Regions from separate parts of the Homo sapiens genome. Here all the other regions are linked to region 1. A link is a loop called in an ENCODE intact Hi-C map of the cell type or tissue named here. Cell type or tissue: IMR-90. All regions are shown on one strand. Links, peaks and the distances in the headings refer to the core of each region. The heading gives the core; the rest is flanking DNA.

What was found. Hi-C counts contacts between places; a loop is a spot of excess contacts. Peaks named below come from ENCODE experiments on the same cell type or tissue, not always from the same donor. Only the 100,000 strongest peaks of a DNase experiment are listed, where the experiment ranks them.
Region 2: a loop joins it to region 1, with 2.6 times the contacts of the local background. A loop is called at or near these places in 2 of 110 quality-filtered maps.
Region 3: a loop joins it to region 1, with 4 times the contacts of the local background. A loop is called at or near these places in 5 of 110 quality-filtered maps.
Region 4: a loop joins it to region 1, with 2.7 times the contacts of the local background. A loop is called at or near these places in 4 of 110 quality-filtered maps.
Region 5: a loop joins it to region 1, with 2.4 times the contacts of the local background. A loop is called at or near these places in 4 of 110 quality-filtered maps.

Annotation. Positions count from the first base shown.
Region 1 is chr1:7,296,416-7,302,155 of GRCh38, forward strand. The region is part of intron 5 of CAMTA1 (calmodulin binding transcription activator 1); the gene reads left to right. Among named protein-coding and RNA genes, the nearest start is that of CAMTA1-IT1, 65 kb to the right of the region's middle. In IMR-90, for the core only: no CTCF peak of the experiment used is centred there; DNase peaks (open chromatin) are centred at 2,596, 3,056, 3,756 and 4,666; H3K4me3 peaks cover 172 bases; H3K27ac peaks cover 3,248 bases.
Region 2 is chr1:7,220,442-7,226,181 of GRCh38, forward strand. The region is part of intron 4 of CAMTA1 (calmodulin binding transcription activator 1); the gene reads left to right. Among named protein-coding and RNA genes, the nearest start is that of CAMTA1-IT1, 140 kb to the right of the region's middle. RefSeq lists enhancers at 3,887-4,387, 4,388-4,888. In IMR-90, for the core only: no CTCF peak of the experiment used is centred there; a DNase peak (open chromatin) is centred at 3,310; H3K27ac peaks cover 502 bases.
Region 3 is chr1:7,644,501-7,650,240 of GRCh38, forward strand. All of the region lies in intron 7 of CAMTA1 (calmodulin binding transcription activator 1), which reads left to right. Among named protein-coding and RNA genes, the nearest start is that of VAMP3, 120 kb to the right of the region's middle. In IMR-90, for the core only: a CTCF peak has its summit at 2,922 (motif pointing left); a DNase peak (open chromatin) is centred at 531; H3K27me3 peaks cover 445 bases.
Region 4 is chr1:7,398,567-7,404,306 of GRCh38, forward strand. The region is part of intron 5 of CAMTA1 (calmodulin binding transcription activator 1); the gene reads left to right. Among named protein-coding and RNA genes, the nearest start is that of CAMTA1-AS2, 12 kb to the left of the region's middle. RefSeq lists enhancers at 2,865-4,064, 4,686-5,186. In IMR-90, for the core only: no CTCF peak of the experiment used is centred there; DNase peaks (open chromatin) are centred at 3,475 and 4,915; H3K27ac peaks cover 576 bases.
Region 5 is chr1:7,475,958-7,481,697 of GRCh38, forward strand. All of the region lies in intron 6 of CAMTA1 (calmodulin binding transcription activator 1), which reads left to right. Among named protein-coding and RNA genes, the nearest start is that of CAMTA1-AS1, 37 kb to the left of the region's middle. In IMR-90, for the core only: no CTCF peak of the experiment used is centred there; a DNase peak (open chromatin) is centred at 3,104; H3K27ac peaks cover 1,862 bases.

The sequences.
Region 1 (5,740 bases), core at 336-5,335:
CTGCTGCAGTCTTCTTGACAAGAGAAGATGATGACTCAGGAACTTCAGCAGTAGTGGGGATGGGAAGAAGTGGGTTGACTGGGAATACATTTTGAAGAGATTGTTGCTAGAACTTCTTGATAATTTGGGTGTGGGAATAAGGTGAAAGAAAGATGTTAACAATGATCCCAAAGTTGGGTGCCTAAGAAACTGAGTGAATGACGGTGCTATTCCTCAAGATAGAAGATGATGGTAGTGGAGCAGGTCTAGGGGGAGAATAAAGAGTTCTGTTTTGGCCACGTCAAGGGTGATGTTCAGATGTAGATGTCAAGTGGCCCATTGAATACATATGTCTGGAGCTCAGGGGAGCAGTCAGACCAGAGATACAGACTTTTGTAGTCATTAATCACGGATGACCACCGAGAGAAAGAGTATAAAGGAGAGAAAATGACTAAAGACTTAGACCCCTGACACCTAAAACATTTAGCTGCCTGGACAAAAAGGGAGAGCCAGCAAAGGAAATGGAGACACAGGGGGCAAGAAAACCAGGAAAGCATGGTGACCTGGAAGCCAGGTGAAGAGGGGCTTCCAAGAAGGAGGAAATGGTTAGCTGTGCCAAATGCTTGGTGAGAGGGGATGGAGGACCAAATGGAAAAAGAAAGCTACAAAACTGTATTTTCAGAAATGTCCTAATTTTGCAAAAATAATTTCTCCCTGCCCAAAAAGAGTAAAAAGCTCTTTGAGTTTGTTAAATCTGTAGTCCAATTTTAATCCATGAACATGGTATATCTCTATTCTAGATATTTTAGAAGATATGTGGTAGGGGAGTGTGGGTTATGTTGTTTTCTATAAAAGGTGTTGAATTTTGTTCTGGCAGGTCAGTTAATTACTGGCAGATCCTCTTGGTCTGGTCAGGCTTGGTTTGAATCTTTATTAGAGTTGGTCCATTTTTATTTTGCCCTTATTCCTAGGCTTTGGCCTTTCCTGTAGGGTATAGTCCTTGTTCCTAAGGCCTGGCCTTTTGGGGAACAAATGCCCAAGGTACTCAGCAAGGGTTCTCTCGTCTGGCTTGGCCAGAATTCAAAGCTCTGCCAGCTCTGCATGACTTCTAGTATCTCTGCTTAGCTTTCAGTCTTATAACAGCTATGGAGTTTTGCCCTGCATGTGGGCAGTTCTGCCCTCAACCAAGTACTCACAGGGTACCTCCAGGCAGACTTCTAGGGCCTACTTTCTGCACAAGATTCTTCTCTCCAGAGCCCAGACCTGTAAGTTCTAGCTGCTTTAGCAGCCCCAAACTCTTGATTTTTGCCTTCTCCTATAATCTAGGCTGCTGTGCCCCATCGTCCTGCATAATGGGCCAAAAGGCTGGGCAAACATGGGGCTTATCTTGTGTGTTTTTTTTCTGGCAGAACCACAGTCCTGAACTGCCTGTTGTACAATCCCTACAAAGAGTAGCCTCAGATATTTTTGTCTAGTTTCATGATTGTTTACAGCAGGAGGGCAAATCCAATCCTAGTCACTTCATTGTGGCAGGAATCAATATCTATTTGGTTTAATGTTTACCATTCCTTCCCATTCCCTATACCAGCTCATCACCCTTGTCAGCGGCAGTTCTATATATGTTTGTAGTCCTTTCAGTTGAAATAAAATTGAGTCAAACAATTTATAATCTGAAATGAACAAAGACCATGTAAATTCTTTTCAGTTGCCTTTTTAGGCTGGTATCTGTCTGTAGAGGACTCCCAGGGAAGGATTCTCAAGGAAGACTCAATGGGAAGCCTTTGGATGGCAAGCTACAGGGCTGAGTACGAGGGTGGCCTTCCTGTGCGGGGTGTAGGATTAGCATCAGAGAAACAAATCAGGAATCCCTGGGTATAACAGTAGGGGCTGCATTGTCATTTTAGCCTTCTCCAGAGATGCATGATCCACCCCCCACCCCGCAGGTCTTTTCCTCTCTATGAAAGTCACTGACAAGTTCCTGTGGATCCCCTGGGGTCCCCAGGAATGTATTTCTACTCTGAGGGCCAGTGAGTATCTTTTTCTTGGCCATGAGCCATGAATAGAAACGGGACCCTTAATACTGCCTGACCTGCCACATGCAGCCCTCTCTTCTGGGACTGTCTACACAAGTACATTTCCACCATCTACAGGGGCGGAATTCCGGTCATTTGCTACAGGGGAAATTCTAGATTTTTGTTTCTAAAGGGCCCCAGGTTACCAAGGTCTCTTGTATATTAGAATTTTACCACTTCTCTCTGGGGGAATTAGGTATTTATCAATACATTTTGTAATATATATTTACCAAATTGTTTATCCAGCAAACTTTTATTAAGCAAATGCCAGGCATTGTGTTAGGTTCTGAAGCTCTCCCAGTTCCTTATCCAGGGCCCCAGGAACGCACTCAGGGACCATTTCAGACACGTGGGTGAGTCAGTCCCTAATGGGCTCAGAAGAGAATCACCAAAATGTTTAAGACAGAACAGTCCCGAGCAGCCAACATTTCACCCTTCCTTCCTCTCTCTTCCCTTGCCGACCAGACCCAAGGGTTTTGGACTCAACTGTTTCCTTTTGTAGCAATGAGCTAAGGAGGCTATTTGCTTTGACTAAGGGGCCAAGATGATGAAGTCAGATGTCCTGAGTTTGCATCTTGCCTCTCCACTGACTTGCTGTGTGACCTTAAGCAAGTACCTTCCCCTCTCTAGGTCTGCTTCCTGAAAATTCAAAGTCTCTGAAAATTCTGTTTTAAAATATGTGCTGGAGGTGGGGAGACCTGATTCCCTGCCTAGTGCTTCCTTCGTTTTCATGGATTCTTTATTAAGCAGATATTACTTCTTCATAATAAAATCGTATATGAAACAATGACTTGATTTCTTTATATGAAACATACTTTGTACATCTAAAAATGTTGTTGAAATCATCTGAGCCTCTGAGCAAGAGCTTCGCCTTTGACTCTGAAGCCAGTGCTGTCAGCAGTTTCTCCCCCTTAATGTAATGCTGTATGTGACTCAATATGAACTAAGCAGGGGGTGGGAGGTACAGACCACCCCAGTAATCCAGGCTTTCTCTGGAATTCTCCCACTTGTTTATAGTCTGGGCAATTTGCCTCCTGCTGCTGCATGACTCAGACTCGGAGAGCTTCCAACCTCGCAATGAGCCAGCGGCTCCCCGGAGTCAGACGCTGGCCCTTGTGTCTCAGGCTCCTGGAACCTTCCGATTAAGCCTCCACTTCCATCTCCTCCCTGGCCACATTCAGGCAGCAATGCCCCAACCCCACACAGAGACACACGCCCAATCAGTGCCCTGTACAAGCAGGGACTGTGGGTGAGAGGGTACAAGGAGGTGTTCCAACCCCTCACTGAGACAGGATTTCTAGCCCCTCTCTTTGGTTTGTGTCATTTTGCTTTGAAATGTAAGTTGACTTCTGATCAGGGCAGATCTCAGTTTTATAGGACCTTGTGTAAGAATAAGCAATACAAAATAAGGAACACAAAATGAGACCTAGAGTCTTAGAAGGGGCCCGTGCAACCAGAGGTGCCCCGAAAGCTTAAGTGTCATTGACTTCCTAGCAACCCTGACTGTGGTCTGATTCCTTTAAGATCCAGAACAACTGCTCCCTGTACCTTAAGTAATTATCATTTAGAATAAAGTCAGAAAATTGCTTGCTGTCTGTTTATTTTAGAATCAAGCAGCTTCTGTATAATTTGAATTTGAGATAGCATTCTTAAAAAAAAATTCCCTTCGCAATAAAGCACCAGATTGAATGTCCGATGAGTCACAAATGCCCTTCTGAAAACAGCTGCATTAGAGGGACTCACTCAGAAAACATGATTTTCCTTCCTCCAAGGGTCTCCCCTAGACCCTGGCACAGAATCACCCTGGTCCCCACTCTGGTCCTCCCTTCCAGGCTCATTCCTGGTGCAGCAGATCACTTCCACATTTACTGCATCACATCCAGCATCAATGTTTTTAACTCCATGAATTGTTTAGAAAATTGTATAGAGGCCAGGCGCAGTGGCTCACGCCTGTAATCCCCATACTTTGGGAGGCCAAGGCAGGCGGATCACCTGAGGTCAGGAGTTCGAGACCAGCCTGGCCAACATGGTGAAACCCCGTCTCTACTAAAAATACAAAAATTAGTCAGGCCTGGTGGTAGGCATCTGTAACCCCAGCTATTCGGGAGGCTGAGGTAGGAGAATCACTTGAACCCGGGAGGCAGAGGTTGCAGTGAGCCAAGATGGTGCCACTGCACTCCAGCCTGGACAACAAAGAGCAAAACTCTGTCTCAAAAAAAAAAAAATTGTATAGATATTGATTAAAGCAGAACCCTGAAAGATGGTGAATGATTGGCAGGCAATGAGAGGAAGTGTCGTGTTGTCCGTTGGTGACATTTGCAAACTCTCCTGGTTTAAAGTGATTCCAGAGCAACTTTATTTCCATAGTCTGTGTTGCACTCAAAGTAAATATTAATTCCATTATGCCATAAACTTTTATTTATCATGACAGCAAGTCATAAAGTTCTCTTACTAGAATATAGCTTCTAAATTGCATATCATAGATGAGATACAACACACACATTGGATTCTAGCAGCAATTACCCACCATCCTTTATGCAAGTCGGTATTAAATGCACTTTCTAAATATGAGTCACAGTCTGAGCTTATGCAGAAAATCTTCCATGGCTATTACCCAGGAGCCCAGAAATATGACGTGAGGGTGACAGAGGAGCCACAGCCAGCAGGGGCCAGACACAAGGATCAAAGTGCACCTAGTCACCCGGCAGTAATTCATCTGAAGCATTCTTTGCATATTATGGGTCTGACTTTTTAAATTACGTAAATTGCTCATTAGAAGTGCCTTGTAATTGCCTTCACCTGCGGTATTGCGAGAGGTGTAGATTTTAATTATTCTTTTTTGATTTGTAATGTGGTTTGACTTTTTCAGGGTGATAGTTTGGAAAAATACAGATCTGCTCTAATTGTTGTACCAAGTGAAAATAGATGGCTCTGTTGATCAACTTCCTTGACTTTGTGGTGGAGCGTACAAAGGAGTCTTATAGTTTCCCAGCCCTTGTTGATGACTGAGGGGCTTTGCCCGTGGGGCCCGGGGAGGATCCCTGTGAGCCTGTAGTGCTGGTGCCTTGGGCTCAGCCAGCCCCTCAGATGACTTGTGTGGAGCCAGGCAGTGTGTTCATGTTGGATGTAACCAGATCTCGGGGGAGTCTGCTCACCTCTTCCCCACAGCATGGATAGGACAGAAAAAGCCAAGGCCCATTCATCATCTTTGAAGACTGGGACAGACATGATGAGTGCTGGGGGCGCCCAGGTCCGGGGTGCTCCTGGGATGCCTGCTGCAGAGATGCTTTTCTCTCTAGCCCACTTCTCGAGGGCAGCCTGGCCTCCTGCTACCCAGCAAGTGCTCTCACTTCCTGCAGCACAGAGGCCTCCACCTGTCCAGCCCACCCTGAGCCAAGCTGCTCTGGGCTCTGGAACGGGCTGCAGGCTTTCTCGGGCCCCTGGGCCTGGCCCCCTGTCATCCAGCACACGGAATTGATGAGTTGTGAGACCAGAGCTGTGGCTTCGGGGGTAAACTTCCAGGACTCGTTCTGGCTCATCTGCAGCCATGGATGAATAAAAACTCGATCAGGACGCTGGTCTTTGAAAGGCAGCTATTTTAGGACTCACTTTTGGAAAGGCAGGGGGATTGTTTTTCCAAGACAAAATTATGCATTTGTCAATACAGCAAAAGCATCGACTGCTTTCTC
Region 2 (5,740 bases), core at 321-5,320, 76 kb before region 1:
ATCCTGGCCTGGCCTATTTTTTCTCTGGGTGGATACCCCATTCCCGGGAGCGTTCAGATCCCTGAAGACAGCTTCTGTCTCCTCCGAGACCACTGCTGAGTCTTGTCACCTGGTGTTCCCACAGTGCCACCCTGTCTTCTCTTGTTCTCTGTGGGTTCCAGAAAAAGGGACCACCTCGGCTCTGTGGCTTTGGATCTCTCCAGAGGAGGGTTAAGGCCTCAGATAGCTTCTCCAATGGGACACAGCCAACATCTGAGCTGCATTTTCAAAATGAGAGCCAATCTTAGGCTGAGTCGGACAGGGAGAAAGGAATTGTGCTCGGGCACCCAGGTGGCACCTGCTGTCCCCTGACCTGGCACCACGGGCCCAACTTTGGGTTTTAACTTCCCACGAGTGCCTGGACATGGAGAAGAAGTGGTGGAGAGGATGAGGACATATGGGGAGCGATCTCCAGGGTCACTGAGGTCCTGTCTCCTGCCTCCCGCTCCCTAGGGCCCTCCAGCTGGGCCCAGGAGGTCTCCCTCCCACCTGGTTGTCAGTCAGCTTCTGCTGTGCCCTCACGGGGAATTCCTCCTAGAGCCCACCAGGTGGGAGAGCCAGGGCAGCAAGCACCGAAGGCCGGCACGGCACCAGCACAGATGAATGGCCCGGCTTTCTCAGAACCCATCCCCTGGAACGCTGGAGGCAGTGCAGGAAGGGCCGGGTTCTATGAGAGGACCTTAGGCAGCAGGAATACTCCATGACAGCAGAGATGCTGGGGCCTTTTCCCCAGAGCCTTATTCTTTTTTTTTTTTTTAATCTTTAGACAGAACTCTCATTCACAGCATTTAGTTACTTGTTCATTCATTCATCATTCATTCACTCAAGCACTTGATGGGTATTGCACTCTCCTACCTTGTGCCAGAGACTGTGTGAGACTCGGAGAGTTGGTAACACACCCAGAGTCTTGCCTTCGGGGGCTTTCACGAGCAGAGCCATTGCTCCGGCTTTTGGGTTTCCATAGTGTGCATTAGCCTTTGAAGGCCTCCAGGAAGTCCCTCCAGAATCAGACCTGTTCCATTGTGTTCACTGAGAATTCTGCAAATTTCTTTGGTGATGGGACTTGATTCTTCTTTATATGGTACCAGGCAGACCAGTGAATGCGTCGTGAAACACCTCTCCAGGCCCGTGGAATGGGGTGGGGAACGCTGGGGTCTCAGTGTGAGCCTGGCCTTTGGATTCAGACAGTGCTGAATTACAGTCTCAGCCCTGCTTCTTGCTGGCTGTGGGGCTGGGGCCACATGAACCGGCTAAGCTTTGGCTTTCTCAGAAATAGTTTGGGGATAATGATTCCTGCCTAGTGGGAAGATTAAATAAGATAAAGGAATGGCAAAGTTTTATCCCATGGTCAGGGAGGATGGTGACTGCCTTGTGCCATGGGTGACCCCTGCCTTCCTTCAGAGGGCATGTGCACAAGCTGGTGCATACACACACACACACACACACATACACACACACACACACACACAGGCTTCCTGTAGTCCTCGGTTGCCTGGGAGGCAGCAGTGACTCTGCCTTCTAGAAGTCGTCTGAACTGTCTGCTTTCCAAACAGGGGCGACAGGACTGTGACTCGAGGTGATGGGTTGCTGAACTGCTCTGCTGCCAGACACATTTTGCTGGCTTCTCATAATGTCACTGAGATCTGGGAAATGGACCAAGCACGATTTCCAGCTAAATGAAACACTTTGGGGCCATCAGCTAAATAGATGATGCTTTTGAGAAAACCCCATGAGCATTGTGTCAGACAGGCCGTGGGACCCTGCAAGCCTGTCTTTTTCTGTGCTCGTCTGGGTGATGAGACATCGCCCGGGCTGGTTCCATGAGCACCTCTGGCTGTGAGGACCTGCGTCTTCTGTCTCAATGCACCTGCGGGGAGGCTGAGATTTGATCCTCATGGAACATTCAATCCTTTCTGCATCTCGCTGTCTTCCTGCCCTCCTCTTTCTCCCTTCCTCTTGCCTGACTGTTGACTACAAAATAGGATATTATTTAGGAACGTGTCCTTGCCTCCCTCCCTGGCTCTACATCACCCCATGACATAGTGGCTGTGCTCAGGCGGAGAGTGAGTTATGTTTCTGTGGGCAGGAGTGGGTCATGAGTCCTGAGTCCTCCCTAGACAGCCCCAGCCCTTTCTCTTTGTTCCAAGGGGCCCAGCCACCATATTGATTGTTTCATCCCTCTGCACTGCCCAGAGCTGCCTCCTGGAGCACGCTCTCTTCTTTCCTGATGGCAACGGTCCCACCTGATGGCAATGGTCCCTGGGCCAGAGGATGCCCATTGGTCTTCATGGAGAGAGCTTGGGTCAGGCCCACTTGGTCTCCAATCCTGGCTTCGCCGCGTGCCAGCTCTGCAGTGGTGCCAGCTTATCCTGCTAAGCCTAGCTTCCTCTTCTACGTGGGTATATCTGCCTCAGGTGCAGCTGTGAGGATCCGGGGTGATGCTCATGAGGTGCCCGGCACCCTGTGTGGCACAGAAATGACCAGAAAATACCAACTCACCCAATGCCAAGTCTTCACTGTCCTTAAGATCTCAAACCTTTTTTTCTTGATCTTCTTCCCTTGATGACCAACGCTCTTGTTCCTCTCGCCCTTGCGGGCCACCCCCTCATACATCTTTCCTTGGGCCACAACTTAGGCCTTTGCCTTGCCTTTACTTACCTGTTGATCCACCCACCCACCCACCCACCCACCCATCCAACCATTCATTTCTTGCTTCATTCATCCAGTGATGTACTGAATGTTTCCTACATGTGTATGTCAGGCTAGGGTGAGCAAAGCAGATTCAGTGTCTCCCTACCCTAAACTTAGTGCAGGAGAGGATAGAGACAATGGAACAGGTGCATGTGCGTGTGAGTATGTGTATGTGTGATTGTGTGCGTATGTGTGTGAGTGTATGCATGCGTGTGTGTATGTGTGTGTGAGTGTGTGATGGGAGGTAGGTGCTAACAGGGAGAGTCTTGAGAAATGGATACTAGGGTCACCTAACAGGGTCCTGAGGGGTCAGGAAAGCTTCATAGAGGAAGTGACTCTTACCTCCTTGAGCAGATATAAGCAACCTGAGGCCAGGGGTTGTGCTTTCTAGGGCCTCAGAACACCAGCATCGTCAACAGGTGAGTGCCTGCCATTTATATGAGGCCCTGGGTTTGCAAAGAGGGATGAATATGCAACATAAATAGTAATGCAAAGGGACAGTTAATAAATACTTGTCCGATGAATTCATGGATGCATGTGCCATTGCCAGGCTTATATTTGCTAAGCAATCTTCCCAGCATGTGTTAAATCTCTGACTCACCATGAATAAGGAGCTTAGAAGAGCTCATTTGAGTTTCCACGTGGTTCATGAATATGCAAGCGAGATTCCTTTTAATCTCAAATTTTATTTTATTAGATGTATTTACATGTATTTATTAGTTCTCAGGTTTACCTTGGGGCCTATGGGATATTTAACGAAGGTATCATCCCATCTTCACTGCAGTTGTTAGAGGGCGGGGTGGAAGATTGCTGAATAACTCGATCACCCCAGATGACCAGAGATCTTCTGGGTGTGTAATGACCACAGACTAATCTTAATCATAATCACTACCATGAACCCACATGACATGCAGTTGTATAAAGGATGGGGCACCTTAACGTTTGTAGCACCTTTACATAAAGCCAGAGTGCTCAAGCCATCCTGGACCTCACCCGATGGGAGGGAGAATGATGCTCTGCCAGGTGGAGGCCTTAGGTCTTGTCAGTCTCCTTTTACTGCAGGAGAGGCTGCAGGCTTAGCTGGAAACATAATCGCTGCTCAAGGTCAGGCTGTGCCCAGTGGCCGAGGCGCTTGGTGAGCTTTCCACTGGATGGCCTAAATTTGCACCGCTCTGCAGGCTCTCGTCCCAGTTGGCAAGGGCGCCACAGCTGGATGGCTCAGCGTCCACCCAAAGGGAAGTGGAAAAACCAGCAGCTGGCTGAATCTGAGAAGGTTTTCATGTTCCCAACGAGATCCAAGAGCAAAACAGTTTTCTGAAACTATTTTCCACTTGCTAAAATTAAGGTTATTATTATTATTTTTCAGGAATCTGCTGTGTACGGGTTTTATTTTTAAATGTCATCATCGTTTTGTACAGGAGCACAAAACTCATGAATTCCGTCCCTGCTCAAGCGGGGTCCCAGGTTGGAGGCGTGACACCCGCGCCTCTCCGCTGGTGTCATTGATTGCTAAGGGCAAGGCTCTAGGGTTAGTGGGGACCTGATGAAAGCCCACCTGGGGCTCTTGATGTGGGAGTGTTTGGTGGATATGCCTCCCTGCCCCGCTCCCCAGGGCCCTGCTCCGTAGCTGCTCCATGTCGTCTGGATGGTCCGTTGGCACCCTGCCCACCGCACTTCAGCTTCCCTTGCTGCCACCTGCATGGGCTGCTGCCCTGATGAGTCTCGGGTCACATGAGCTGCATCCTTATTGCCGCAGCCAGCAGATGGCAGAAAGCGCCTTGACCCCATCGTCTAGTGTCTCCTTGACTGAGATGAGGAGGCTGGAGGAGAGGCTAGGAAGAGTCAGGAAGGGGCTGTAAGGGGCCAGCTGGGCAGGGCACTGGAGCCTGGGGCAAATTCTTACTGATCTTGGCAGATCTCTTTTTTTTTTTGAGATGGAGTCTTGCTCTTTTGCCCAGGTTGGAGTGTGGTGGCACGATCGCAGCTCACTGCAAGCTCTGCCTCCCGGGCTCATGCCATTCTCCTGCCTCAGCCTCCCGAGTAGCTGGGACTACAGGCGCCCACCACCATGCCCAGCTAATTTTTATATTTTTTAGTAGAGACGGAATTTCACTGTGTTAGCCAGGATGGTCTCGATCTCCTGACCTCGTGATCCGCCTGCCTCGGCCTCCTAAAGTGTTGGGATTACAGGCGTGAGCCACCGTGCCCGGCCAGCAGATCTCTTTTATTACCCAGAAAGACCTCTACTGTCACCCTTTCCCTCCCCACCAACAATATCCTGGGAGCCTTTTCTCCGAGTGGCCCTGGGAATTCTTCATTTAAGGCATTGGATTTCCCTTGGAACTTCCCTTTCCTGGGGTTGTGGGTGGGGTGTTGCTGAGAACACCTGGGAGGGTCCATCAACAACCCATCAAGAGTGGCGAGGCCGGCACCCCAGTGCAATGTGCCAGCGGGGTTGACAGCTACCCCAGAGGAAAGGGTGGAAGCTCAGACACTTAGCAGGATTTCGGGGGTTCACTTCTCTGCATCAGTCCCTCTTTGGAGAAGGTCACAGGCGCATGATCATAGACTTTTGGTTGGCTCAGAGTTCCCTCGACAGTGGCATTTCCAGCTCAGAAGTTCAGGGTCTAGTCTCCCTGCAGGAAGATGGTGAGTGACAGAAACACATCCCCTCGACTGTTCCAGTGTGGCTCCTCTGCTCATCCCTACAGGGTTCCTGCCAGCAGCGAACCTTTCCGAGCCACTGATTCCTCATCTCAGGGGTTGGGATCCTAGCATCCCCTTTTGGGGGTATCCTAGGATGGCAGATGTGGGATGGCCTGGCGTGTTCAGCCCAGTGCCTGTCCACAGCCCCTTGAGGCAGGTGTTTCCTTCTTGCCTTCTCTGGCTTTGAGTTCAGTTGTCCCCACATCCCCTGAGGATCCAAAAGGGGCTTTTTAACTCTGCTCAATGAGAACTTTCCTTGAGGCCAAACACGTGCCTCCAAAGAACCCACTTTTAGGGGGCATGC
Region 3 (5,740 bases), core at 503-5,502, 350 kb after region 1:
TGATGTGGCAGCCCCAGGGTCAGGGATCGGCCACCCTGGCTCCCTCCGGGTGGCTGCTCCCCATTCCTAGGGCTTTGCCTTCTTTTACATGGTCCAAAATGGCTACTCCAGCTCCTGCCATTGCAACTGCATTCCAACCAGTGGAAAGAGGAGAAAATAAGGTGGAGGGTGAGTTCCTTCCCTTTAAGCCCACAACTTGCATACATCATTTCATCTCTGGTGTCGTTGGACAGAATTTTGTCATATGGTTACTCCTAGTTGCAAGAGAGTCTGGGAAGTGTCGTTTTTTGCTTTGTAGTTCCATCCTAACGTACTTTGGGGAAAGAGGTTCTGCATGTGAATCATTCAGGGCTGAGTAGAGCTGTGCTTAGCCTGGGGTGCCCCTGTGGGCTTCAGCTTTCTGGCTTATAGTGCACAGAATTGCCCATCTCAGTCCAAGGCCTGGCAATGACTGTCTGAGGCGCCGTCTGAGGCCTGGAGTTTACAGTACGCAAGTGATCTAAAGCTTAGTATGTCTCATCCTGGAAATTCCAGGGTCTGTTCCAATGCAGCTGGTCTGAGAGAGCACCAGATTTGCACCCAGTAAACCCCCATAGTGTGAGTGAGGAGCTGAAGGGGGAGTCCTCTCCTCCCAGATTAGCCACTGAGAGATGACTTTGAGTGGAGTCGACTGCTCTGCCAGGCAGGCTCTGTGCTTCTGTCCTGCCAAGCTGGCAGGAAACTTGCTCAGTGATCTTGGGCTGCTCAGAGCCACAGTGGTTCTAAACTGCCATGCCCCAAACCTTGCACCCTTGGCTCCACTGGAACCTACAGAAAGCCAGATGGAACCGTTTCCTCGGAGAAGATCCTCTCCCTCTGAGCACCCGTGGCTTTCTTCCCTGCCCATTTCCTGGCAGCCCAGGAGGGGATGGCACGCCAGGCATTTCCCAGCAAGCTGTTGGTGAGGTTGTTCCATCCGGAGTGAGTGGCGAGGGCATGACTTCTAAGCTGTGTTCACAGCCCTTCCCGTGTGGTGATCTTGTCCCAGCTCTCCCACCTGGAGGCTCCTCTTGGAGTGCCCTGGCTGGCCAGATGGCCCTGCAGCCATGAGCAAGTCCTAGGCCTTCCTGCAGGCTTCGAAGGCCCGGAAATCAGCAGGCAGCTCCCCCAGCCGCCTCGGGGTTTAGCTCCACCCTGCCTGCCAGCCCCAGAGCTCCGCTGGCATCAGGCCAGAGTACTCAGGCCTCTGGGGCAGGTGTCCTCTGCAGCACTGGGCGGGCGGCAGGAGGGCTGGCTGTGGAATCAGCAGAGCCCCAGGGCCTACGCCCACACCACACAAGTGCTCTGTGCACCTCCATGCTTCTGCACGGGCACACGACGTATCCACAGGCACGAGTGTGTGGGGATTCAGCACCTCCACCCCCACACTTCCTCCAAAAGCAACCTCACCTCCATGGCAGGTGGTGGAGGCCATAGTAAATGTGAGGCCACAAAGGCCATGTTGAAAGTGGAGGTGGAGGCCATCCTGAATGTGGGGTGGAGGCCATAGTGAGTGCAGGTGAAGGCCCTGGTGAGTTTGGTGGGGGCCCTGGTGAATTGGGTGGAGGCCATGGTGAGTTGGGTGGAGGCCCTGGTAAGTGTGAGCGGAGGCCCCGTTGAGGTGGATGGAGGCCCTGGTGACTGCAGGTGGAGGCCATGGTGACTGTGAGGGTGGAGGCCATGGTGATTGTGAAGGTGGAGGCTATGGTGAGTTGGGTGGAGGCCCTGCCCTGGTGAGTTGGATGGAGGCCATAGTGAGTGTGGTTGGAGGCCACGGTGAGTTGGGTGGAGGCCCTGGTGAGTTGGGTGGAGGCCACGGTGAGTTGGGTGGAGGCCCTGGTAAGTTGGATGGAGGCCATAGTGAGTGTGGTTGGAGGCCCTGGTGAGTTGGGTGGAGGCCCTGGTGAGTGTGACTGGAGGCCCTGTTGAGGCGGATGGAGGCCCTGGTGACTGAGGGTGGAGGCCATGGTGACTGTGAGGGTGAGGGCCCTGGTGAGTGGTTGGAGGCCATGGTAACTGTGAAGGTGGAGGCTGTGGTGAGTTGGGTGGAGGCCCTGGTGAGTTGGGTGGAGGCTCTGGTGGGTTGGGAGGAGGTCCTGGTGAGTGTGAGCAGAGGCCCTGGTGAGGTAGAGGCCCTGGTGACTGAGGGTGGAGGCCATGGTGACTGTGAGGGTGAAAGTCATGGTGAGTTGGGTAGAGGCCATGGTGACTGTGAGGGTGGAGGCCATGGTGAGTGGGGTGGAGGCCACAGTGAGTTGGAATGGAGGCCCTAGTGAGTGTGAATGGAGGCCCTGTTGAGTTGGGTGGAGGCCCTGGCAAGTGTGGGCTTGCTTGTGCTGTCATGGCCCCCACAGTCCATCTCCCCTAACACACTGGTCCTCACCTGCAGCCTGTTGGTTTTCCAGGGGCCAGGGTGTCAGTCCTGCCAGCCTTCAGCATCTGTAAGGCAGTGCTGCCGAGACACCACACCGTTTCCAGTACCGGGCCTCGGATGGGGTGGCTGCAAACGGGCCCCTCATTGCTGAGCAGTGGCTGCAGTGGCAGAGAAATCTGCTCAGAGCGGCTGCTTAGCCAGCACCTGCTCTCCAGGGACCCAGCTCAGGCTGGGAGAGGTCGCAGAGCCCAGGATCCCCAGACCCCCAGCCTCCCTCCCTCTGTTCCGGAGGCCCTCGCTGTTGCCAGTACCCAAGCCTGGGGTTGTATGTTCAGTGCGCCTTTTGTTTTCTCATAATTTTTCAGACAAAGACCAAAGATCCAGAAGGGGGGGGGGCTGTGTTTATTTGTTTTGTTTTTTGCTTAGATTGTAATCCTGGTGATTATAGAATATCAAGAAGGAAAATCAACAAAGCCTTCCTTCCTGGGGCTCGCGGAGCCGTTCCTGGTCGACCAGCGCCACCTGGTGGCCAGTGGCAGCGGCCCCGCTCGGAGATGGGAGCCCCAGGGAAGCCTGACTCCCCGGTCCAGGCCACCTGGAGCTTGCAGGCGGGGGCCTGTCCCACCCGCGCCTCTGGACCTGGTGTCTGAGATGTGCTAGGAGGCTGTTTGGGGACCTGCTCTGTAATTCTGGAGTGGTGGGGCTTGGGGTGGGGCTGGAACTAGCAGCAGGAGACCCTAGGGAGAGGTGCCTGTGCCCACCTTTTTTCCTCTCCAGCTCAGTCGATCCTGATCCAGTATCACCTGGCTGGCTGGGGACGGCGGGCTGGGAGCTCCGAGCCTGACTAGGAACAGGTATCCCTAAGGCTCAGCCAGAGCCCATCGAGGAAGGACAGCAGCCAGCCTAAAAGTCCGGACGTAGTGGCTTACGCCTGTAATCCCAGCACTCTGGGTGGCCGAGGCAGGAGGGTTACTTGAGCCCAGGAGTTCAAGATCAGCCTGGGCAACATGGCGAGACCCTGTCTCTACAAAAAATAGAAAAATTAGCCAGATGTGGTGGTGCACACCAGTAGCCCCAGCTACTTGGGAGGCTGAGGTGGAAGGATCACTTGAACCTAGGGAGTTCAGGGCTGCAGTGAGCTGAGATGGCGCCACTGCACTCCAGCCTGGGTGACAGAGCAAGACCTTGTCTAAAGAAAAGAAGAGAGAGAAGAGAAGAGGGCTGGACATGGTGGCTGACACCTTTAATCCCAGCACTTCGGGAGGCTGAGGCAGGTAGATCACCTGAGGTCAGGAGTTTGAGACCAGCCTGACCATGTGGTGAAACCTGTTTCTACTAAAAATACAAAAATTATCTGGGCATGGTGGCAGGTGCCTGTAATCACAACTACTTGGTAGGCTGAGGCAGGAGAATCACTTGAACCCAGTAGGTGGAGGTTGCAGTGAGCCAAGATCGTGCCATTGTGCTCCAGCCTGGGCAACAGAGTGAGACTCCACCTCAAAAAAAAAAAAAAGAGAGAGAGAAGGGAAGAGAGCTGCAAAAACTTTTCCCCCATGGAGCTACAGGTGTGGGCACAGTAAGGAGTGGGGGGATCAGCCCCGGGTGGGAGAGAGAGGGGGTGTTGTTAGAGGGACTCTTTCTGGCCAGCAGTGTTCACTTAGAGGCGTGTTCCAGGGTCACTACCTCTGAGCAGAGACTTCTGGGATAGGAGCAAATGGCTGAATGTCAGGAGTGAGCTCGGGCCCCCCAGGCCACCCAGTTCTGGGGCTCAGAGGGAGCCGAGCCGGCTGCAGTCTTACCCTGGAATCCACCAAGGTCCCAGAAAGCCTGAGCAGAGACAATGGTTCCCCCTCAGAACCACCTGGGAGGGGCTGAAAGGCAGGCCCTTCCCCAGACATTCTGACTCCCTGGGTCTGGAGTGGGCTCCAGACACTGAGTTTTTTATGAAGCTAGGTTCTTGTGCTGGGGTCCCCAGGACCATACTTTTTAAGGAACCCCGGCCTATAGCAGCCTCTGGCGAGAGGCCAGCCAAGAGCAGGACCAGCACCTCTTTGGGCCACAGGCCTCCTTTCTCACATCCAGGTGCGAGGAGGGCAGGCGTTGGAGGCCACACGGAGCTTAGTGTAGCCACACTCCCAGAGGAAGCCAGTCCCCAGCATGCACTAAGTACTGGGTGTACCATTTCTGGATGTTCCAGGACTGTGTGAGGACTTTCCGTAGACTCTGGGTTAAGAAATACGACTCTAGAAGTTTCCTTGTTTTGCAGCTGAGGTGTTGGTGCCGGCACATGGTGGAGCCTTGCCAGACACTTGTTGACTTGCACTTGTGAGAAACCCTGGAGTTGCATAAGAGGAAGCACATCTGTGTCCCCACGGCAGCCCAGACAGCAGCTCGGTCCCTGAGAGCAGAGGCCCGGCTCCCTGCCTGCATCTGCGGGGCCTGGGAGTCATGGGGGAGGCAGCGATAGCGCTGGGGGTTCCTGGAGAGGATTTCCTCTGCCTTTTACCCTTCCCTTTGGGAAGGAGCTGCTGCCATGAGGAGCAGGCAGGGCAGGTTCCTGGAATCTCCAGGTGGGTCCCAGCCCTCTTCCTGGCTCCTGCCAGAATGCCTGCAGCCCCCTTCCAACCTGGCATGGAGGACAGCAGAGGGTGGGCACGGAGAGGCTGACTTGAGTGTGGGGCTTCCTTCCTACTTTGCTCCAGGATCCAGGTTTGTTTTGCAAATGTTGGTTTCTCACTCCAGCTAGTTTTATGGAGCCGATCCGGCCCCCAAGGAGGACTGGAAGAGAAATACTGCTTTTGATTTCCTGTCTCTCCTGGCGTCTTGCTGCCCAGGGCCGCTTCAAGGCCGCATAGCTGCTTCCGTGACAGGAGATCCCCCTTTTGTGGAGTGCGCCCCTGTGCTGGTGTTGGGGATACAGGACCCCACCGACGTCCTGGGCCCTGACTGCTATGCAGAGCTGATGCTGAGCCCTGCTAGGTGCCAGGGAGTGGTTCTGTCAAAGTTAGAATTCATTGCCAACATTCAAATCTCCAGATTTTCAGCCTCTCTTTAAAAATGGAAGGCTCCAGGCCAGGTAGTTGGGAGCTCAGAGGCGGCTGCTCTGTGGACCGAGCCTGGCTTCCTGCGGCGCTACCTCCCCACACACCAGGAGGCACCTGAGTCCAGGAGGCCCTAGAGCAGTCTTACCAGGAGCAAGATGGAAGCATCCAGAATCCCACTTGGTCCCCCACCCCTCTTTCCAAGTGGCCTGGAGGGGCAGATAACCCTGAGGCTCTGACGCTGCCAGGCGGCCGGCACTCCTAGCGCACTCACACTTCACCCACGGTGCAAAGAATTCCCAGCCTG
Region 4 (5,740 bases), core at 364-5,363, 100 kb after region 1:
GTATCTTTTACCTGGGAAACTTAATCCATTTACATTGAATTTATTCCATAAGTTGGTGGAATAAATCTATCAATTTATTATTGATAGGTAAGGACTTACTCCTGCCATTTTTAAGTGTTTTTTGGCTCTTTTGTACATCCTGTGTTCCTTTCTTTCTCTCTTATTGTTTACCTTTGAGGTTTGGTGATTTTCTATAATAGTAAGCTTTGATTCCTTTCTCTTTTTCATTTGTGTATCTGCTATAGTTTTTTCCTTTGTAGTTACTACGGGGTTTACATTAACAATCTTAGAGTTATAGTATACTATTTTAAGTTGATAATAACTTATCTTTGGCTACATTTAAATATTCCAGACTTTTACCCTAACCACTCCCCCATTTTTAATTTTGTTGCTTAATTTATATCTTTTTATATTTTGTGTTCCTTAGCAACTTATTTTAGCATAGTTATTGTTGATCATTTTGACTTTTAACCTTCTGCTGTAGTTTGGATATGTTTGTCCCTCAAACCTCATGCTGAAATTTGATCCCCAATGTTGGAAGTAGGACCTAATGGGAGGTGTTTGTATCATGGGGGTGGATCCTTCATGAAAGGTTTGGTTCTGTTCTCATGGTAATGAATGCGTTCTTGCTCTGTTAGTTTCTGTGAGAGTTCCCCCAAGAGCTCATTGTTTAAAATAGCCTGGCACCTTTGCTCTCTCTCTTGCATTTATTTATCACCAAGTGATCTTTGCACATTCCTGCTTCCATTTTCCTTCCTGCCATGAGTGGAAGCAGCCTGTAGCCCTCACCAGAAGCAGATGGTGATGCCATGCTTCTAATACAGCCTGTAGAACCATGAGCTAAATAAACCTCTTTTCTTTATAAGCTACCCAGCCTCAGGTATTCCTTTATAGCAACACAAAAATGGACTAAGGCACCTTCATACTAGAGGTTTGAAAAAGTATGTATCATCATTACAGTAATATAGTATTCTGAATTTGATAACAAATTTATCTGCACCCGTGAGATTATGCTTTCATATGTTTCACAATAGTAATTATTGTTCCTTTACTTCTGGTTGAAGTACTCCCTTAAGTATTTCTTGTGAGGTTGGTCTAGTGGTGATGAATACCCTCAGCTTTGCTTGTCTGGGACAGACTATTTCTCCTTCATTTCTGAAAGATAGTTTTGTTGGGCATAATATTCTAGGCTGGCAGGTTTTTTTTCTTCCAGCACTTTGAATATATTATCCCATTCTCTCCTGGTCTGCAAGGTTTGTGCTGAGAAATCTGCTGATAGTTTAATGGGGATTTTCTTATAATGACTTCATGCTTTTATCTTGCACCTTTTAAAATTCTCTCTGTCTCTGACTTTTGACAGTTTAATTATAATGTTCCTTGGAGAGGACCTCTTTGGGTTGAACCTGTTTGAGGTCTTTTGAGCTTCATGGATCTAGATGTCCATATCTCTATCAAGACTTGGACAATTTTCAACTATTATTTTGTTAAATAAGATTTCTGTGCCTTTTACCAACTGTTAGTCCTCTGAAAACCTCATAATGAAGATATTTGTCAGCTTAATTGTGTCCCACAAGTCCTATAAGCTTTGTTTACTCTTTTTGATTCTGTTTTCTCTTTTGTACTGTGGGTTATTTCAAAAGACATGTCTTTAAGTTTAGAAATTCTTATTTCTACTTGATCTAGTCTGCTGCTGATGTTCTCAATTACATTTTTAATTTTATTCATTGAATTCTTCAGCTGTAAGACTTTGTTTGGTTCTTTTTTTATATACATCTATCTCTTTGTTGAATTTCTCATTCAGATCATGATTTGTTTTCCTGATTTCATTGAATTCTTTACCCATGTTCTCTTTTACCTCACTGAGTTCCCTTAAGATAATTATATTGAGCTTTTTCCAGGCAATTTGTAAATTTCTATTTCTTTGGGGTCAGTTAGTGGAGAGGTATTGTTTCTCTGATGGTGTCATATTTCTTTGTTGTTTTTTTTTCATGTTTGTTGTGTTCCTGCATAGATAGCTGTACATCTGGTGGAATGGTCACCTCTCCCAATTTTATAGGGTGGCTTTCATAGGGAAAGACTTTCATCTTCAGATATGTCCTAGAGTATACGTTGGGTAGGGTGCATTGGCTTTGGTTCCAGGTAGGCACAGTAGTAATCTCTATGAAGTTTCTTTTGCTGTATCAATATCAGTGATGCCTGTGAGTACCTCAGTGGCCTAGGCTGCTAGAGTTTGTGTGGCTGATCCACCCCACTTGGGTGCTGCTCCTGTGGAAGTGGGGCACCAGACTAGTTTGCATGCTGAGGGAGTATTTCAAGAGTTCTTTATATATTCTAGATACAAGTCATTTATCATTATGTGATTTGCAAATATTGTCTTTGAGTCTATAGCTTATCATCTTATTCTCATTTTATTCCCTTAATGTTGTGTCTTTCAAAGAATAGGTGTTCTTAATTTTGATGAAGTAAAATGGATCAATTTGTTCATTTATGAATTGTGTTTTTGGTGTCATATCTAAGCAATCTTTGCCTCATTCAAGATCACAAACATTTTCTATCCTTTTTCTAGTTTTATAATTTTATATTATGTCTATGATCTGCTTTGCATTAACATTTGTATACGGTGCAAGGTATAGATTAAGAAGTGTTTTTCTTTTTAATGTATGGGTATACAAATTTTCAGTACCATTTATTGAAATGACTGTCCTTTTTCCATTGAATTGCCTTTGCACTTTTGTTGAAAATCAATTGGTCATATATGTGTGATTCTGTTTCTAGACTAGTTCATTGATAACTACCCCTTTGCCAATTCTATACTACCTTGATTACTGTATTATTATGGTAAGTCTTGAAATCACGTAGAATGTCTTCCAACTTCATTCTTTTTCAAAAATTGCTTTGGAAATTCTGCTTCCTTTGCATTTTCATATAAAATTTAGAATTAGTTTGTTCACTTCTAAAAAAAAAAATCCTTCTGGGAATTTAATCGGAACTGCATTGAATCTATAGATCAGTTTGGGGAGAATTAACGTAACTATTGGGTCTTCACATCAACATGGTATGTTTCTCCATTTATTTAGGTCTCCTTTGATTTCTTTCATTAGTGCTCTCTAGTTTTCAGCATCCAGATCTTAAACATATTTAGTTTGATTCATTATTAACTTTTTTGTTGCTATCATAAATGATACTGTTTTTTCCTCATTTCCAATTTTACATTGCTGTTATATAAAAATGCAGTTTATTTTTGGTTGTTGTATATTGACCTGAGCTTAGGTCTTTATGGCTCCACATCCAGCTCTATGCTTCCCACTCCCCACCCTCTAGGCTGTTTCCTTAGCAGCAGGAGCAGCCCTGGGAACTAGGTTACTATGTTATGATCCCCATGCCTGACTCTGAGTCACCTTAAAGGAGTGAGTCACCAGCCTCTCTTGCAGTAGTTTTCCTCTCCCTAAAGCAAGGATTAAACCACTTGCTCTCTTATTGCTCCCAGGAATGTTAAAGATGAGTGACTAAGGCAGCAAGGGTGTCAGCACTCTGACATGAATAGTTTGACGTAATTGAGACCTGGTAGTTTTGTGGGTTTTTTCCTAATCCAGGTGTTATTGTCAATTACATGTTGGGAAAAAGAGATAAAGGTGGGATGAGTCAGGAGACAGCTGCTCACACTCTGTAGGTCTCCAGCGGCTTTCCTCCACCCTCTCACACAGCCTCAGAAGACCCCTGGTCCTCCCTTGTTTTGCCTACTCTCCCAACCCAAAAGTACCTCTTTCTCCCCTCACCTTTCTATTTTAACCATCTGAGAGATCCAGCTTGAGCCTTCCCTCCTCACCTTCTTCTGCTGCATGACATTACCCAGCACCTGTCAATCTCCCTGAGGCCATGATAGGCAGCACTGTCCCCCAGCTTGGGGTTAGATATCTGTCCCATCGCCCAAAAATATGAACGTGAGGAGGGCATCTTTTCTGTGGCCTGTCATAGGGCCCATTATATGCTGCAGTCGTGATGGGGGCTTAACAAATAAGTAAGTAAAGCCACGCTATGCTCAGGGTCTGCAGCTTTTCCTTCCCCTCCTTTCTTTGTGGTTTGCAGTTGTCTTGGGAGGGCCTTCTGTCTGGGTTTGACAGTGAACATGAGTAAAGTGAGCAGGGGCTTTGGCAAGAAGAGTGGTGAGCAGAAGCTGGTGGAGACTTGGGGGCTGCACAGGACCTAACTTTTGAAACTGAAAGCAAAGTCAAGTCTAAAATACATCACATTAACCCTCTTTTGGTCTGTCTGTCTCTTTCTCAGACAGTGTCCCTGCTGAGAGTAAGAAGTGTTCTCAAAGCCTTTTCCACAGCAGGAATGGGGCACGCGGGACTCGCATCCATTCATTCACAAAATGGTACCTGGTACAGAGTAAGGGATTAGAGAATATTGTTTGAATAAATGAACAAATGATTCTGCCTTATGTGCCAGGCACTGTGCTAGCTCTTTGGGACACTAAGATGAATAGAAAATGATATTAATCACCCAGGCGCGGTGGCTCACGCCTATAATCCCAGCACCTTGGGAGGCCTAGGTGGGGGGATCAGCTGAGGTCAGGAGTTCGAGACCAGCCTGCCCAACATGGCAAAACCCCGTCTCTACTAAAAATACAAAAAATTAGCCAGGCGTGATGACGGGTGCCTGTAATCCCAGCTACTCGAGAGGCTGAGACAGGAGAATCGCTTGAACCCAGGAGGCGGAGGTTGAACCAGGATCGTACCACTGCACTCCAGCCTGGGCAACAAGAATGAAACTCCATCTCAAAAAAAAGAAAGAAAATGATATTAATCCCCAAGCAGCTCATGGCCTAGTGAGGGAGGCAGATACAAACATATAAATAACACTCTGTGGGGAATCCCAGTGAGAGAGATCTCTTTAAGTGTATGTAGCGAGATCAGAGAGCGGAAAGTACCTCCTGGAAGATGTAACACTAGGCTTTCAAGAATGAGTAGGAGCTGGTCAGGTGTTAGTGAAGGGGTGAAGGGGAAGAGGCACAGGGACAACCTGAGTGTGGGGATGGGGAGCAGCATGGTGCTTTGGTGGTGCTACCGGCAAAGGTGAGTAGTCTGTGGTGTTCCCTCTGAAGCCGAGGACCACCACCAGCCCTATGGCTGCAGGGTCAGCACTGCACCTGGGACCATCTAGAACCTGGTTGATCTGGCATGGGAAGAAGTTGTTGAGTGATAACAGGTGCTGGCTTCTGTGCTGAGGCTTCCAGAGGTCCTCAGTGAATCCTCACCGCAACCCCCCAAGGGACGTACCAGGACTAGTCATTTTACAAGTGAGGAAATGGGTGCAGGGAGGCAAAGGAGCTTCCCCAAGGTCTCTGGCTTCTCAGTGGCAGAGTCCGGGCCCCTGACCCCTGCGGGATCCTACCTGCCTAGAGTGCTCCTGGAGAGCAGCGGGGAGGGATGCTGTTTACTGAACACCTTTTGTGGCTTGGTGCTGGGCTGGGCAGCAGATATCTGTGATCTCATTTTATTCTCACAAATATATGGGTGGGTGGTTTTATCTGCATTTTACAAGGGAGGACACTGCCCCATCCGATGTCACAGTTTTTGACTCAGAGATCCCCACTCCCGACACCACCCACACTCTTGTCCCTCCATGGCCCATTGGCCAACGAGCTCGCCACGCTCTGGACCCGTTTCTGAACCTCTTTCTGGGGTTGGCGCCAACTCCCGGAAGATGCCTTTGTACTTGCTTTTTCTACTCAGAC
Region 5 (5,740 bases), core at 467-5,466, 180 kb after region 1:
TTCCAGAGCCTGGATGTGCTGGCCTCACAGGGACCAGTCCTGATGCCAAGAAGGGCAAGAGAAAGGTTGACCGACCCTGACATAAACCCCAAGTTTCCCCTGCCCTGGCCCTTGGCGTCCCTGTGAGGCTGGGGTCTGATGGGACCTTTCTTCCACACCTTTGGCCGCCACAGCTGAGCTGACCATGGGCACACTCCAGAGCACTTGGACCTCGGCAGGGGACACTGAGCCAGCCCGCTGTACTCCAAGGGGTAGCTGGAACTTGGCAGCAGAGACAGGAGTGGCCAGGCCCTGACATTTGGGCCCTTGGATCCTTGCATGGACAGCAGATGGAGGACCCTGTGGTGTCAAAGCCATTTCTGACCCTAGCCTAGTTGGTGGTCCCTAAAGCTGGTCAAGACGGTGGATCCAGAGAAGGAGACACAGAATGGGCGGGGCGGTCAGGGGAGGCTTCCTGGAGGAGGTGAGCCCAAAGTTGAAGGATGGAAGAAATGGGGAGGGGGTGTTTCCATGCCCTCTGACATGGGGCAAGCATGGGTCACAGTGCTAAGTGCTCAGTGAGACTAACAAGGCCACTTGAGGGGTCCCAGTTCCCATGAGCCAGTTCCACACACCTCACCCGGCACAGGGCTGTCTGGGAAGAGGCCCTCAGGACAGGTGTCCCAGCACCGGTGCCAGCCAGGTGATCTGGAGGGGAGCATGGGGAAGGGCCTGGAATCCTCCTGACTCTCTGCTGGGCTCAGAAGAGAGCAGGACAGGAAGAGCCTCACCAGACCAGTGCATGCAGCTTCAACATGGCCATGCAAGCTCCCCACAGCTGACAGTGACAGCAGTGGCCATCCTCATCCTCATCCTGTCACCAGTAGCAATAACAACAGTCATCGAAGGCTGCGGGCAAGCACTCAGCCTGCCTGTGAGGCCAGCATTTAGTCACTGTCACCATGTGGAAAGGAGGCTGGGTCTGTGCTTCAGGTCAGGCCTCCGCAGCCCCCGCCATGCAGAGGGAAGGCTGGCTGAAGACCCAGACACTGGCTCGCTTCACAGACCTTGCAGGAAAGACAAGACCCCAGCAGACGCTTGCGCCATTAGATAATTAGGAGAAGGGCAAGGGGGTGTGAGGGAGGCCAGGGCTCCAGCGGTGCCCCAGGTAGGAGGAAACCCTGGCAGGAGTGACCATGGTGACACTGAGAAACTCACTCAGTCCAGAAGCTGCGGGCCAGGGATAGAAACCCAGCCCTGGTCTTAGAAGCCGCCTCGAAAGCTTCATCTGGACTAGTAAACGGCAAAGCCCTCCTGCAGCTGGGGAGGGGCGGGTTTTGGAAAAGAGAGTTGAGGATGAAAGGTTGTGTCAGCCAGAGGGTTCCTAAGCTGCCTCCTGGGTCTGGCTTCATTCTAGCTGGCAGCTTCCACATCTTTCTCCATTTAATGTCCCTTGAATAACGTGACGAGGAGATAAGGTAGACACTGGGAATTTACGGTGCTGTGCAAAAAATTGCTCAATTCCATTAAGATTTCAGGACCCTTGCCAAGGCTGCACGGCAGAGCGGACAGTATTTCCCGCTCAGACATCTTTGCCTGATTGCAGTTTACGATGCCAAGGCCACTGCTGTACCCACCTAAAGCCTCCAGAAAATATGGCAGAGCTCCCAAAACGGCCATTATCCTCTCTGAGAAAAGTCACTGGGCATTTTCTAGAAGATTCCCTCTTCCCGATTCCTTCCTTCACCCCTCCCCGCCTCTGGGGACTGGGCGACAGGAGGACATCCAGTCGGCTTTCTCAGAGGGTCCCCTTGCAGGCCCCATTGCTCACCCTTCACCTTGCAGACTGCGGCGGCCAACGTCTGCTATGTGGCCAGAGCCCTCTGGGGAGGGGCACCCTCTGCTCCCGCCGTGTGGACGAGTGGGTACTGAGTACAGGGGAGACCTCGGGGCATCAGGAAAGTCTTCCTCCTGGCCACCTATGTGGGACCACCAGAGCCAAAGGTTTTGAATTCATCACCACCCTTATGAGCCAAGTGACTCTGGCCAACTGAATCAACTTCTTTGAACCTTATTTCCTTTTTGGTAAAATAAAATAAAATACCTCCCTCCTGAGCTGAATGGGAAGATGAATTGAGCTAAGACACACAGAGGTCTTTTGGACTCGGCAGCCCCCTGGGAAGTGGTGGCTGTTTTCACCCCACCAGGACCCTTTCCAGCAGCTTTTACTCTAGGGGATTGGACGGGTGGAATAGCAGTGGTCGGGGAAGGGGGTCCCCTGAGAAGGTCCTATCCAACCCAGTTTGCAAATGGCAAAATGCTAGGCTTGTGAGATGCAACTGTGATTAGGAACAAAACTCACTTGTTCCGCAGCCTCAGGCGGGAATCTGGTGTCTGGCTGAGTGAGATGGAAGCTCTGCCTTCTGGCACTTGTCTCCTGTGTGCCACCCTCCCCGAGCCTCTCTGCTCCACACCATCCCCTGTGACTGCCACCAGGACCTCTCCTGGCCTGGCCTGCCGACGCTCCTCTGTCCCTCAGCCCTTAGGGACTGGGCTGCCCAGGCTTGACTGGGAGAGAGGAAGGATGAAGCTTCCGGAGCCGCAGTTCCTTAGAGATGGAAATTATTAATTAGTCTTATTATCCAGAACTTGTCAGTCTCTTAATCCTTCCGTCGGCAGAGGGGTTTATGCCTCCACAGCGTGTGCTGTCAGCTTGGCTAAACAATCGCTTTTCATATACAGCCAGAACAATGGGCAATACAGTTTGGTTACTATCTTTATCAAGCCAAACAATTCCTGCCCCCTCTAAGAACATCCTTCAAAGATGTGGAGAATGCAGAAGCTGCTTAATTTCCCTTCTAGATGGCTTATAATATGGGGCTTTTGTTTAATTATCCTTTTCATGTAATCTTCAGCTGACATTGTGTCCTTAATATTCTAATCTCCTTTGGAGCAAAGGGGAGACTGTAGTTTCCAAAGCAAAAGACAAAACTTTGCCTCAAGGAAACACTTTCTCTTTTGCCTCTGACGTGATTCAAAGGGCAAAGAGTGAAATCCAGACGTAGTGGGACAGAATGCAGTGGAAGACGTGGGCGGTGGGTGACCCACTCTGCGTGTGGACGTCAGCAGCTTGCTGGGCCTCCAGCTGCACCCAGCTGGTGATGTTGGTCTGTGTGGGCGTGTCAGAGACTCTAGCTCAACAAGGAAGTCCCATGACATGGTGTCATCACTGCTTTTAGCACCATTAATATTTCAGTGGCTCTCGGGATGCAGGTTGTATATTCCCACGGGAGACACACCACCTGCTTCGGACTCCTGGCAAATGGTTTTGCCTAGACAGGTGAAGACAGGTGCGCCCAGGTACCCACAGGTGCACACAGCTGTACACAGGCGTCACTGCGCCACAAGCCTCCCCTCTCAGTTCTCCTGCCTTCATGCTGGAGTAAGGATCTGGGGTGGGGGTGGTACCTGAAGGAGGCTTCTTGCCATCCCCATCACCACCCCAAAATGGGCAGGACGTCCTGGGGGATTTTATGCTCTTTTTCCAGACATGCCAGGGTCCCTGTAGGTGATGGGGAATATTAACAGAGCTGTCCTCTCACTCCACCTGGCTGCTGGGAGAAGGCAGCCATGAGCCCAGGGTGTGTCTTCCCCAGGCCTCATTGGGCTGTCATGTGAGATGCGCTGGTGCTGGCGAGCCTCCTGCCCAGCCCAGCTCAGCCTAGCTCAGCTCAGCAGCATCCCAAGCCTGAAGCCTCTGGAACCTAGGCCACCTCCCAGCATGCAGAGCCATCCTGCCTCATGTCTTTCTTTGCTGTTCCTGCAATTCTGCCTCTCTACCTAGTCCCTTATCTGCTTCTGCCAGAGCAGCCCCACTGGCTGGCAGCCACCGAACCCACATAGCCAAGTGCTCCTGTGGGTTCAGCTTCCCTTCAGCTCAGTGTTCTGCACCCCTAGAAGATATATGTGTGTGTGCATGTGTGTGAATGTGTATATGTGTGTATGAGTGTATGTCAGTGTGTGAGTACACAAGTGTGTATATATGTGAATGTATGTGCATGTGTGTGAATGCTTGTGTATGACTCTGAGTGCATGTGTATGTCCATGTGTGAGTCCGTATGAGTGTGTTTGTGTGAGTGCATGTGTCCGTGTGTGTGCCTGTGTGTGAGAGCGTGTGTGTGTGTGTGAGTATGTGTGTGTGAGCGCCTGTGTCCGTGTGGGTGCATGTGTGTGTGCTTGTGTCTCAGTGCATGTGTGTGCATGTGTGTGAGTGCATGTGTGTACGTGTGTGTGAGTGCATGTGTCCGTGTGTGTGCATGTGTGTATGTGTGTGAGTGCATCTGTGTATGAGTGCGTGTGTGTATGAGTGCATTTGTAAGTGTGTGTGTGTATGAGTGCATGTATATGTGCATGTGTGTGTTTGTGCATGTGTGTGAGTGCCTGCATGTGCGTATATGAGAGTGTGTGTGTGTGTGTGTGTGAGAGAGAGAGACAGAGAGAGATATCCTCGCCCCTAGTTCCCCTCTCCTCCTCTTCTCCCCCTGCTCCTTCCAGCTTTCCTTCTCCTCCAGGCCCCGATGAGGCTCTTGGAGAGGTCACTAATGACCTCTGCCTTGCTATACCAGAAGGTCACTGTGCCATCGTCATGTTTCCTGGCCTCCCAGCAGCACCTCTTCAGGCGGCCATTCCCTCCTTATGAACGCTCCCTGCTGCCGAGACTTCCCGGCTATCTCCCTCCTTTCTGTTCTTGGCAATCCCTCTTGCTCAACCCCCCGATGCTGGACTATCCCTGAGCTGCTGAGGCCTTCTCTTCTCTGTCTACACTTTCTCCTGGGATCATCTCATCCAGCCCCACGGCCCCAGTGCCAACTGTATGCTAGTGACTCCCACGTTCATATCTATGTCCTGCCTCACTGCTCTGCACCAGATTTTTACCCGACTCAACATCCTCTCTTAATGCAGAATCTGCATCTCCAACTTCTCACGGCTAGAGCAGGACTCATGATGATTTCCTCCCTGAACTGCTCTTCCTCCTGCCTTAGAGCATCGATGGCTCGCCGTCATGCAGAGGCTCAAGCCAACCCTCCATTATGCCCCTCTTTCCCTCACTGCCTCTTTCCTGCTCAGAAATATGTCCTGAACCCACCTCCTTCTCTCCCTCTCTTCTGCTTCCCAACCCTAAGCCACGGCTCCCTCCTACCCAGAGCTGGAGTCCCTCCTTCTTAGCCTGTGCTGCACTCTCCACAAAGCGGTGGGGGCAGCCACTTAAATCCCAAATCAGATCACATCACCCTTATGCTTCAGGCAGTTCAAGAAGTCTCCACGGCACTTAATGTCCAAAACCTTACCGTGACCTCTGAAGACCTGTACCCTTGACCTTGGTCTTCCTCTCCCTGCTCACTCTCCAGCCATACTGGCTTCTTTCTCTCCTCAAAGAGTCAGGTCCTTTCGTGCCTCAGGGCCTTTGCACATGCTCCTCCCTCTGACTGGAGGCTGCCCTGGACCTTCCATGGTTCACACTAAGATTCAGGTCTCCTTTCAACTTTCAACTCCACATCAAAGCCCTCTTGACACTCCATCTACTGTTCCCTCACTCTCTGGCAAGCCCTTCTGTTCCTCCCTCCCCAGCATTTTATGATGAAATGTTTATGATATACAGAAAAGTTGAGAGAATTGTACACACACCCGTACAGCTGCCACCCAGATTCTGCCGTTAACATTTGACCATATCATTTGATCACTTACGTGTTCCACCTATCCA